Regions from separate parts of the Homo sapiens genome. Here region 1 is linked to region 2. The links are chromatin contacts, found by Hi-C or POLR2A ChIA-PET in ENCODE. All regions are on one chromosome and are shown on one strand. The core of a region is the stretch at or near the end of the contact, and the rest is flanking DNA. Distances in the headings are between cores, read along the strand shown. Region 1 has its middle 33 kb from the start of LINC02612. Region 2 holds the start of LINC02612 (long intergenic non-protein coding RNA 2612).

Evidence for each region. A loop is a pair of places that touch in the nucleus more often than their neighbours do. ChIA-PET counts read pairs that join two places held with the same protein, here RNA polymerase II (POLR2A). Pooled maps may share reads with other maps.
Region 1: a loop to region 2 is called in a map of mammary epithelial cell, with 2.3 times the contacts of the local background. The contact joins the enhancer-like site here to the promoter of LINC02612 in region 2. A Hi-C loop is called at or near these places in 4 of 168 maps with a recorded cell type or tissue (IMR-90, aorta, endothelial cell of umbilical vein and 1 more) and 1 of 50 pooled maps. POLR2A ChIA-PET finds 5 or more read pairs at or near these places in 2 of 52 experiments (T-cell and activated B cell).

What each region holds. Positions count from the first base shown.
Region 1 is chr2:150,659,008-150,665,351 of GRCh38, reverse strand. No RefSeq gene overlaps it. Among named protein-coding and RNA genes, the nearest start is that of LINC02612, 33 kb to the right of the region's middle. RefSeq lists an enhancer at 1,268-2,467. Within about 2 kb of position 2,016, at least 3 of the 41 ENCODE cell types and tissues checked have a DNase peak (open chromatin) inside an H3K27ac peak, as active enhancers do; they include mammary epithelial cell, where a contact is called at or near this core.
Region 2 is chr2:150,627,625-150,634,085 of GRCh38, reverse strand. It overlaps LINC02612 (long intergenic non-protein coding RNA 2612), which reads right to left and starts at 5,189. Exons shown (of 4, transcript NR_110247.1): 1 at 4,965-5,189; 2 at 1,690-1,819.

The sequences.
Region 1 (6,344 bases), core at 767-3,266, 34 kb before region 2:
TTCTTATATATATTTGAGTTTGTAAGTCCTTTGTAACTGAGCCAGGGGAAACCAGACAAAAGATCAGAGTTGTACAAAATAAGGTGGGGGAGGAATAATGGATTAGTTTGGGATATGTTTGTTTGAATTAAATTTAGGACAAATAAATGAAGGGGTCCACTTGGTATTTGGGATTAAAACCAGGCCTTCACAGGAATTTAACTGCAGTCACAAAAGCCTTGTTAAACCCCCCAGTTTGCCCCAAATATTCTGTCTTCAGTTTCCATATGATTTGTCTTTTATGGCAGGGACTTTCAGTCTTGCCACTACTGCAATTTGGAAAAATAAAATGGTTCTAGCTCCAACTGAGTTGGCAGAAAATTTATCCATGGCCTTTTGTATTTGATTTTATGTAAAGGAAAGGTGTGTAGAAATGCACCTTTTATGAATAGACAGTTCTGGTACCACTGCTATTTAAATATAGCCTCATTTAATGGTAATATGGCAGAATTCTTTTGAAGTATGGTTTGGTTTTGACAAAGTTATTTTTATAAAGTTAGCAATGAGACTAGCCTTAAGAAAAAAGTTAGAAACTATGTTTTAGCCAAAAAATCCTATTGATGAAAACATTCCCTAAAGAAACTAAAAAGGTTATTGACTGTTTACTTCCAATTTGGCATTGGACTGAGTGAGAACATTGGCTGATTGCAATCCTCTGAAGCATTTTCATCTTATGTTAACATTTAGCTAAACTTCCTTCTGTATTTCCCCTGTTCATTAAGAGGTACAATTCAATATCCAGCCAATTTGTTCGCATATTCTAATTAGATTGCCACCTGTCCTTTTCACACTTGAGTCTTTCTGGAATGGTTGTGTGCATATTGGGCCAATTGATATTAGTTGTAATTGTATGCAACAGTCAGAATGTGTTGTATTGCTAGATTATAGTTTCTACTTCTACTCAATTTTTTCCAGGCACCTAGATTTTATGACTGTACCTTAGATTCAACCAAGAGGGATATCAATAAAGTTATTTGAACCTAAGCACATAATAGAATAGGATGGAATAAATTATGGACAACACTCTCATCAAATTACCAGAAGGCTGTTCCCCTGGCAAAATATTAGAAGGTTGTGAATAAACTCAGATCCTAGGTTATTTCTTCAAGGCACTGACAAAAGAATATTTTCCGCAGGAGCATGACTGTAGAAACTCAGAAAATGAGTAGAAAATCTTAAATGTAAAATTGTTATACCCACTCTGGGTCGTAATTGGATTTATAGATTTGTAATTTATGTTGGGTCTTCCTTTTTGGATATATAACATGCCTATGCAATGCTAACTGAACACCTATGCATTGGCACACCAGGTCAAGGGGTGTAACTGAACACCTATGCATTGGCACACCAGGTCAAGGAGTGTATATATGGAAATCTTGAAGAGAAAGGTTAAATAAGGCAGCCTACACTTATAATGTTAGGTTGTAGTAGCAGCAGCAGCAGCAGCCAACAGAGGTTGGATCTGCATTCAATAGCACACCTTTAAGATAATTTCTAATCATAAGATTTTATAATCTTAGGAAATGAGATGATTTTCTGAACAAAGTATCCATTGATCAAATGATTGAAACTTCAAACTTTAAAATAACATCAGTATCTGAAAATTGCATTGTCTGGGATTCAAAACTCTCAAATTCTTCATGAGAACTACCACTACTGCAGATTCATGAAACAATTTCTGAGAGTGAATATTTATCAATACAGTGAATACTTTTATTATAACTACTGGGCCTTGGCCTTTGGTGGTCTGGACTAGGCCACAGGGTTTTCTTTGGAGCATCTGGCTGAAGGCTTAGGCTCCAGCAGAACTGGTACAACCTTAGAACTCTTTACCCCCTTGGAACTTCCTCTCAGGTCCATGTTCTCCAGCTTTTTACCACTCCCATAATGAGGAAAAGCCCAGAAAGTCTAATCCAGAGGGAATACCAAGGAAATAAGTCATTTTAACCCGATACCTACAGAGTGATTAAAGAAAGCTGTTCTTTGTGAGTCACTTCCTGCTTGCAAAGTCAAAATTTTCCCCCTCCACACAACTGCTTTCCATTTTGGGGGGCCAGTAATGTTGGCACTGTTTTGGCTGAGTTCTGAGAAACCACTGCTGAGAATTTTACTGGAGCTAACACAGGACTGGAGAGCCATTGGGCAAGCCACAGTCAAAGTTATGAGCAAAATTTAAAGTAGATTTCTAAAAGATACAACACAAACACCACTCCTGAATGCCCAGTGACCAGATCGAGCACAGGTTGAAAGACCAAGACCTGGAGGCCAGGTAGAGCTAAAAATAGAGTAGCAGCTCATTGAGAAAAAGAGACAAGATCCCAAGGAATTGTTTCACGTGTCTTTGAGCATTAGTGGCTGTTGTGGGAAGTCAGGGACCCCAAACGGAGGGACCGGCTGAAGCCATGGCAGAAGAACATAAATTGTGAAGATTTCATGGACATTTATTAGTTCCTCAAATTAATACTTTTATAATTCCTTACACCTGTCTTTACTGCAGTCTCTGAACATAAATTGTGAAGATTTCATGGACACTTATCACTTCCCCAATCAATACCCTTGTGATTTCCTATGCCTGACTTTACTTTAATCTCTTAATCCCATCATCTTCGTAAGCTAAGGAGGATGTATGTCGCCTTAGGACCCTGTGATGATCGCATTAACTGCACAAATTGTTTGTAGAGCATGTGTGTTTGAACAATATGAAATCTGGGCACCTGGAAAAAAGAACAGGATAACAGCAATGTTCAGGGAACGAGAGATAACCTTAAACTCTGACTGCTGGTGAGCTGGGCAGAACAGAGCCATATTTCTCTTCTTTAAAAATCAAATGGGAGAAATATTGCTGAATTCTTTTTCTCAGCAAGGAACATCCCTGAGAAAGAATGCATCCCTGAGGGGAGGCCTCTGAAATGGCTGCTTTGGGGATGGCTGTCTTTTACGGTCATAGCAGAGGGATGAAATAAGCCCGGGTCTCCTGTAGCACTCCCAGGCTTATTAGGATGAGGAAATTCCTGCCTAATAAATTTTGGTCAGACCAGTTGTCTGCTCTCAATCCCTGTCTCCTGATAAGATGTTATCAATGGCAATGCGTGCCCGAAACTTCATTAGCAATTTTAACTTCACCCCGGTCCTGTGGTCTTGTGATCTCGCCCTGCCTCCATTTGCCTTTTGATATCTTATTACCTTGTGAAGAATCATGTGATCTCTGTGACCCACACCCTATTCGTACACTCCATCCCCTTTTGAAAATCACTAATAAAAACTTGCTGGTTTTGCGGCTTGGGGGGCATCACGGAACCTGCCAACATGTGATGTCTCCCCTGGACACCCAGCTTTAAAATTTCTCTGTTTTGTACTCTGTCCCTTTATTTCTCAGACTGGCTGACACTTAGGGAAAATAGAAAAGAACCTACAAGAAATATCGGAGGTGAATTTCGCCTGATAAGTGGCCCATCGTTATTTGTTGTTTGTAGTACATGGGGAGGTTGGACCTAAGGGCAGCCTCAAAGATTTCTGAAATGGCTTCGGGGCCTTTTTCCTGTTGTCTTAACTATTAATTAGCACCTGGTTACCTTTTAGTCATGCTAATCTTCCTAGAAAGTGGTTGTTTCACAGCACACTTGGATTCCTCTCCTGACAATGCGCTTCCCTTTTCTACCACATGGCCAGGCTGCACATTTTCCAAATTTTTGCTCTCTGTTTCTCTTTTAATTATAAATTCCACCTTAGATCATTCTGTTGCTACTATATGTGATCATAAGCTATTAAAAGTAGACACACCACATCATGAATGCTTTACTGCTTAGAAATTTCTTCTACCAAATACCCTAGGTCATCACTCTTAAGTTTGGCCTTCCACAAAGCCCCAGGGTATGGACAAAATACAGCCAAGTTCTTCGCTAAGGTGTAGCATGGGGAACCTTTGCTCTAGTTTCCAGTTGGTTCCTCATGTCTATCTGAGACCTTATCAGCCTGACCTTTGCTGTCCATATTTCTAAAAGCATCTAGGTCACAACCTCTTAGTCTCTAAAAAGTTCCAAGCTTTCCCTCATCTTCCTGTCTTCTGAGCTCTCCAAACATCTGTCTATTACCCAGTTCCAAAGCCTCTTCTGCATTTTATTTCATGGTATCTTTATAGAAATGCCTTATTCTCCAGTACCAATTTTCTGTCTTAGTTTGTTTAGTATTGCTATAAAGGAATGCATGAGGCAGGACAATTCATAAAGAAAAGAGGTTTATTTCACTCACAGTTATGAAAATGGTACAAGAAGCATGGGACTAATATTTGCTTCTGATGAGGGCTTCAGAAAGCTTCCAGTCACAGTGGAAGGTGAAAGGGAGCTGGGTGTGCAGAGATCACATGGTGAGAGAGGAAGCAAGAGAGAGGGAGGAGGTGCCCAGCTCTTTTTAACAACTAGCTCTCATGGGAACTCATAGAATGAGAAGTTACCTACCCCTCCAGGGAGGACATTAATCTATTCATCAGGGATCTGCCCACATTACCCAAACACTTCTCACTTAGGCCCCACTTCCAACATTGGGGATCAAATTTCAACACGAGGCCTGGAACAGTCAAATATCCAAACTGTAGGAGGGGTCAGACCACCTTAAACTGAGACCTAATTCTGCCACTACTCTCTTTGCCTCAGCCTTTACATCTGTAAAATGAAAATACTAATAGTACAAGCCTCAGAGTATTGTTGTGAAGATTAAATAAATTGTATATGTGCAACAAGTGCTTATGATAGTGTTGGTCACATAATAAGCTATAAGTAAGTGTAGATATTATTATTATGTTTTTGGAAAAAAATAAAACCCTACTCTATTCATCTCAATTTTCAAACAAAATGAGTAATAGCAGCTCCACTCTGCCTTGTCATCATAAGCCCAGAGGCCTAGAAAGACAGAATGGTTTGTGGGGTAGCCCTGGGATGCTGGTACCCTGTGTTGCTTTGAGACTCTGCTTCCTACATCCCCACTGCTCTAGCTCCATCTGTGGCTAAAACAGCCTCAGTTACTACTTGGGCTGCTGTTCCAGAGAGCACAAGCCATAAATTTTGGCAGTGTCCATGTGGTGCTTAGTCTACAGTCTCCCAAAATGCAAGAGTGGTGGAGACTTGGAAGCTTCCGTGTAAATTTCAGAGGGTGTATCAAAAAGCCAGGGTGCCTTTTGACAGACAGAATCTTATCACAGGGGTGGAGCCACAGCAAAGAGCCCCTACTAGGGCAATGGCTAGTGGAGTTGTGGGAGCAAGCCCACCATCCTCCAGACTCCAGAATTATAGACCCTCTGGCAGCATGCAACAACAGCCTGGAAAATCCAGAGATATTTTAGTCACAGGCCAACCTGTGAAAGCAGTCATGTGGCCTACCAGTCACACCAGTGTGCCTAGGATATAGGGCATGGAGTCAAAAGAGAGTATATTGGAGTTTTCAGATTTGATGTCTGCCTTGCTGGGTTTCAGACTTACTTGAGGCCTGTTACCCATTTCTTTTTGCCAATTTATCCCTTTTGGAATAGTAGTGTTTACCCAATGCCTGATAATCATTGAATCTTGGAAGAAAAGAATTAGGTTTTTATTTTACAGGCTCATAGTTGGAAGAAACTTTCCCTGAGTCTCATATGAGACTTTGGACTTTGAACTTTTGAGTTGATGTTAGAACAAGTTAAGACTTGGAGCCTGTTTTTTTTTTTTTGTTTTTTTTTTTGTTTTTTTTTGAGACAGAGTCTCACTCTGTTACCCAGGCTGGAGTGCAGTGGCACGATCTTGGTTTATGGCAACATCCAACTCCGGGGTTCAAGCAATTCCTGCGCCTCAGCTACTTGAGTAGATGGGATTACAGGTGTGCACCACCATGCCTGGCTAATTTTTGTATTTTTAGTTGAGATGGGGTTTCACCATGTTGGCCAGTCTGGTTTCAAACTCCTGGCCTCAAGTGATCTGCCCACTTCGGCCTCCCAAAGTGATGGGATTACAGGCATGAGCCATAGACATGGTCTTGAGGACTATTAAAAAAGGATGATTGGCTGGGCTCGGTGGCTCACGCCTATAATCCGAGCACTTTGGGAGGCCGAGGCAGGTGGATCATGAAGTCAGGAGATTTGGACCATCCTGGCTAACACGGTGAAACCCCGTCTCTACTAAAAATACAAAAAATTAGCCGGGCGTGGTGGCAGGCGCCTGTAATCCCAGCTACTCGGGAGGCTGAGGCGGGAGAATGGTGTGAACCCAGGAGGTAGAGGTTGCTGTGAGCACAGATCACACCACTGCACTCCAGCCTGAGTGACAGAGCAAGACTCCATC
Region 2 (6,461 bases), core at 3,940-6,439:
AGTTTCATTACTCAACAGAAATTATCTACTCAGTAACCTTGGCAACACATATGTTTAAATACTATAGAAAGATAATTGGAAAATAGATGCATTAGAAGTAGAAATTTTATACTACAGGAAGCTCAAAATATAAGACTATTTCAAGTACATTGGTTACCATCTTAATTAGCTATTTAAAAAATAAAATGTCTCAACAGATCTGATATTTTTCTCCAGAATGAATTCTAGTCAAGTCAACTCAATTGTTGGGGAAATTTGATATTCAGCCTCCATATAGCTCAAATATTTGATTTGCCTTTGTATTCTAGGCACTATTTTACAGAGAAGACCTGTGTTATATGGCAGTGCTGGGTGATCTCCCACTAAGTAACAAGGCAGCCTGCTTCTGCTCAGCTTACCCAGCTAGAGAAGAGTAGCCCAGCTCACAGGGGTAAGGTGTGCCCTACAGCTGTGCAACATTGGAGAAGCTACTGGATATTTTGAATAGTTCAAACATATTATTTATTCCTTCAATAATATTGAGATGCTTTATCTTCAATAAGATAATAATTATTTTAGATTCTCCAGCAATTGTTAAAGCCAAATAAAAATTATTCCCTTCATTGGGTGGGTGGGGAGTAGAGGGCAAGCATTAGATGGATGACCTTTAAAGAGTCCTTTCAATCTGAAAGGATGTGATTTTAGATGTCTGTAATCCAGTTGGGGAAATAACCCTGAGGCAAAGCTAACTATGAAGGCTGAATATAATTAATTGCTGAATAAATCGCCTGAAGGAAGAGAAGCAACACGAAGTTTAACAAAACTTGCGTTCAGCAAATTTATTATAATGGGATTTAAAAAAAATCTTATTGGGTGGGAATTGTATTTATAAGTAGAGTTCTCTGTGTTTCTGACTGTTTTTATAAAGTGGTGTAATAAATTGAATGTAATCTACTTTTTTTTCTTTTCTTTTTTTTTTTTTTTGAGACGGAGTCTCGCTCGGTCGCCCAGGCTAGGGTGCGGGAGCGCAACCTCGGCTCACTGCAAGCTCCGCCTCCCGGGTTCACGCCATTCTCCTGCCTCAGCCTCCCGAGTAGCTGGGACTACAGGTGCCCGCCACCACGCCCAGCTAATTTTTTTGTATTTTTAGTACAGACGGGTTTTCACCGTGTTAGCCAGGATGGTCTCCATCTCCTGACCTTGTGATCTGCCTGCCTCGGCCTCCCAAAGTGTTGGGATTACCGGCATGAGCCACCGTGCCTGACCTACTTTTCTTAATCTGTAAGTACTGCTGATCACTAAGTAACCAGTTTGATCCCAGCATAGTTTATTGAGTTACTGAGATTGGCTGAACTAAACATTTCTTGTTTTCATTAATATCCTGGGCAATTGGATTAATTACAAGGTTATTAACTTTCAAATAATAGGGTTTTTTTAGATGTCTTTTTAATACTAATTAATCTGTCTCTATGATAGTATCTTGCTTAAGAATTATATTCAGAGAACCAGGTTTTACAAATATTGAAAGAGCAATTTTCAGTGTTATTGCTTGCTTCCTTTTATTGGTTATTAGTATTTTCTCCAATAATTTAAAACTGAAAAAAAAGGTCAGTCTTGTTTTGATATTTTATTTGCCAAGCCTTTAACGCACCTCAAGTTATATTTTGGATAACATTGCCCTACATCAAATAACAGCTCTATAATCCTTACCTTCAGCTGCATTCATCCACTTTTGCCTTTCTTTCTTCTCTCAGCCCTGCAGATTCTGGTGGTCATGCCAGGGTTAGTTGCTAGAAGTTCTTGGTTACCAAAAAGTCCAGAGAATAATTGTCAATCCACTCTAGAAAACAGCACATGGCAGATTTGGGGAAATAATTCTATTGTAAAACCTAAAGGTTGAATGCTAGTTAAAAACACAATCATGTCTTGATCTAGCTGGCTTGGACATCAAAGATGGTAGCGGGCCAATGGATGAATGTGGTAGGCCATTCTTGATAAAGCCCCTGTTTAAGAGGTCTCCTCCTGCATTGATCTCCTTGGCCTCACATCAGAAGTGTCAGCAATGCCAGCATCCAGCATCTTTCATCTGGGAGAAAAGTACTGGGACCAGAGAGAAAATTTCATTTGTTATTCAGATCCATTTATCTCCTCTACCTTCCAACACCTTTTTTTTTTCTTTATTTGTCTCCTCTGTCTCTGGGATTGATTATTCTCATGAGCTTATATTTTGCTAGAAAAAATTTCCAGTAAGTGAATACTAGAAAAATGCATTGAGCTTCTGTGAACAGGAGTTATAAGCATACACAAGTGAACTTTTAAATGAGTTAATCATGACTTCAAGATGTACTCAGATACATTGATGATAAAGTAGGACTTCGGGAGGACTATAATAGCAGCATTTTATGTGTTTTTTTTGAAATAGATACTTCACCAGGAATTAATTCAGAATTCTTGTAAATGCTCTTGGCTGAAGGTCCTATTAGCCTTCACTTGAACATTTTGGCAGGGTTTCTTCTTCCCATTTTGGAAAATCTTTTTCTGGTATCAAAGAAACATGTGTAGTATGGATTTTATTTTTTTAAAAATTGAAATTTTAAAAAATTTATTTTCTTGCTTCATGACACAGGAAATGCTTCCCATGTTTTTGGGAAAGACCTGCCAGACAGTGATTGAAAGGTCAACCTAATCTTCCTGGTAACCCTTCCAAGGGGACTTTGGTACTGTTGATAAATACATGCTCCACAGATGGCAGCATTTTATCTTCCAGAAACCTCCTCCTCTGGATAGCAATGAGTTATAACGCTACATAAATTTAAAAAAAAAAAGTGTGAACATCTTCTCTCTGATCAGCAATAGGTCATTCTGCACAGGATTTCGGAGCTCATGAAAGATGTCCACTGGTCAGTTCATCATAGTGTCTGCGTGTACTCCATTAGCTATGCTGTAAGGAATGCCACTTGCTCTTTTTGTTCTGTGAGGCAGAACAATAGGGCACTCTCCTCTGGAATAGCTGCTGATTCCTTCAAAGTTCAGTCAAAGCCCACATTTTTCCTTTCTGAATAATGTATGAGCTTGGTTCACCCATGTGCTGCTAATCTACTATGGAGGAAGCTTCCAACAGCTTTCAGCCTTTTTGTCTGATGCCACTCAGAAAAACTCACCAGTTCAAACAGGAAGACCTTGTGATCAGACTTTGGTAGAAGGTTTTTGATGAAAAGGTAGGAGTGAGAGAAACCCAGAGGAGTGTGAATTGCACACAGACAGACAGGCATGCTGACCTTTGAGACAGCATCCAATTCAATATTTCTTACCTCATGGGCTCATGTGAGATGGAAAGGTAAACACAACTTCTGATGCACAACAGTGAGCAGGCATTGTGTTGAAGAAATACCTCCTCCATGTCCTCTTGTGAAACGGAGGGCCCAGTCAGTGGCCAGCTCTCAAGCCTTCTTAGTCCATGATGGTCAATGTGCCCCATGAGGGGTCTACTTCTATTTTTCACCTGTGTATTATTCCCAGGACCGCTGTAACAAATTGCCACAAACTGGGTGGTTTAAAATAGCAGAAATGTATTCTCTCATAGTTCTAGAGGCTAGAAGTCCAAAATGAAGATGTTGGCAGAGCCATGCTGTCTCTGAAACTTCAAGGGAAGATCCCTTCTTGCCTCTTCCAACTGCTGGTGGCTCTTGGTGTTCCTTGGCTTGTGGCAACAGAACTCAATCTCTGTCTCTGTCTTTAAGTGACCTTCCTTTCTGTGTGTCTTCATCTGTCTTCCCATAAGGGCACCAGCCATTGGATTTAAGGCCCAACTGAATCCAGTATGACTATATATTAACTAATTACACTTATTTCTAAATAAGCTCACACTCTGAGGTTATGGGATGACATAAGTTTTGTGGGGATATTTTTCAACCTAGTACAACCTATAAGAATAAAGAACCATAATTTATAGACACCTGTGCTAATCTCTAGAAGTATCTGGGAAGCATGCTTAGTGCCTAACCATTTTTAAAATGTGGATAAAGATGCTTCTAAGGATCATATTCCATTCCTCAACCAGAGGGAGACAGCTTCACGTGTGCAAAACTACCGGCCTCTTAGGACCAAAGGCTTCCCTATACATATGTGACCAAACCCACATTCTTCAAGGGCCTTTCTTCATATGACTTTTCTCTGAAGGTACTTTTTCCAGAGGACGTTATTAGTCTTCCTTTAGTCCCATAAATTTGAGTAGACTTTTATAAATTTAGAACTTCTCAAGGTCCCCAAAATCCATGCTCCCAGGATTTCTAGGTAGGAAGGGCAGGAATAAAGCAGTGAAGAATCATGAAATCACAAACATTTGAAGGAAATTGAGGCACTGGGCAGCCAACCCTTTATGTAAGATAGTACCTTAAATTTCTTTGTTAGCTCCGTTAAGCAGGAATGGCCAAGTATGAAACCAGAATTTTATGTAGTAGATGATTTCTGAAGGATAGAAGAATATATTATGAGGGAGGTAGGAGGGCCCAAAACAAATCTCACCTGTTTTATCAGTTAGCCTCAAGCTATTCCTGAAGCTCACAGTGACCTCTTTCCATCATCTCAATTCTTATGCACCAAACAATCAACATAGGTGTTGTGTTTAGCCTCTGTGTTGTATTTGGCCAATATCTTCTCTCTTGAACTTGTTAAACCTTCCAAGAGTGGAGGAATGTGAGGGAGTAGAGTATAAGTGAAGACATTTTCTGTTCTCTGGGCCCAAGGAGGACAGGGGGCCTCTCATGCCCAGCACAGTGGCTAGGGAAAAGCAGGAACAGCATTCTCTAGGGCAGGTGACATGGATTTGAACATTAGAGCAAAACTCCTTTAGCTTTACCATCTCCTGCTGGTCCCTCTGTAGACCTTTTTCACCAATATGTGGTCTTTCCTATCAGTTAAAATGCTTTAGTTGTGATTAATAAAAGAACCCCCCAAAATGACCTATAAAACGAGGGGTTTATTACCTCATACAACAAGAATTGTAGAGTCTAGAAGTTTCCAAGATTAGTTAATTTAGCAGCTTAATAATATGAAGGGCCCTGGTGCTTTTGGTCTTCCTTCTCTGACTTGGCTATGTTCCTGTTGTGGTCTTGAGATGGCTGAGGCTGATGCAGACATGAAGACCAGGGCCACAATCAGGGGTGGGCCATCAGTGCTCTCCTATAGGGCCCCAGGTTCAGCAGGTCCTGCTTGGGTGCTAATGCTCTGTGGTCACTGTATTGAAATTCTTAGTAATTCTATTTAGAATGTGTGCTTTGTAAGTGAAGTATGATGGAACAAAGAAGCATGTACCAAGGGTTCAGAGCCCCAACTCATGGGCAGTCCTTCCTGACCTCCTTGCTGAGACAAGTTCTAGGCCACTTGCTCCCAGCCACTGCCCAACAGCTGCTGCCCACCTCTGCCTCCAGCAGAGGTTGGAGTATAAGTGCAGGGGATCGGGGTCAGAATAATGTGTGCTGTACATGCTGAGTTGCAGGACGAGGCTCTAGGTGTCTGTGAGGGTACCCCAAACCCAAAGCACAAATAAAAACCACCATGACAAGTCAAGAAGGAGAGATCATTGATAAAAGGAAAATGTTTGATTCTGCTTCTTGAATAAGGATCTTCACATTTTAAGTTTTCACTTGGGCCTGCAAGTTATGTGGCTAACCCTAGTTCAGAAATCCAGCATAGAAAACAGATTTTACCTTGAAAGGATTTTCTCTGTCTAGAAAAGTCTTCTTCAGATGCTTCGAGGAGATCTTAGTTCCACATAGCTCAGAGTTAGAGCACACGTCCATGCCTGAGACAATGACTGGCCAGCAATTAAGACTACTCTGATTGATACAGATCAATAGAGGTTCACTTTTGGGTCAAAGATGGTCTCCATCCCTGAACTCATGGTAGCTCCCAGTATTAGAACAAAGTTGGGGTTCAGCAAGTAAGGAAAAATCAGGGTAGAATAGTGGGAGGAGGAGGATTTAGGTAGAAAATTAGCAGTGTCTGTCACACTGTTTTCTCTATAATTTATCTCCCTTTTCATTCCATTATATCAGCTAGAGAAGCTATAAGGATTCTCAGAAATGACCTAACCAATGCTCTTCCAGTTCTTTTGCAGTGGAAACTTTTCTTCAAATGAAATCACACAGAGAACCTCAAAATCAGAAGGCACTAAGAAAACGAAAGGGTAGCTACTTTGGTTGAAACAGATGAGTGTTGCTTGGGTCCTAACAAATTAGGAAACCATTACCCTAAAGTAATAGTCTACCAAACCAATATAATTATGTCAACTTAAATGTTGTTCTTGAAAAATCTTTCCATGCTACTAACATTCTTTTTTAAGACCTCAAAAATGTCCTAAAAATAGATGTTTGTCAGACACATGGGCACTTCAGTTTATTTTCTTACTCAAATGCAACATTTTTTCTTTTTCAGGGCATATAAGATAAACTAACCCATCAGGAAGAGATACTATAACAATT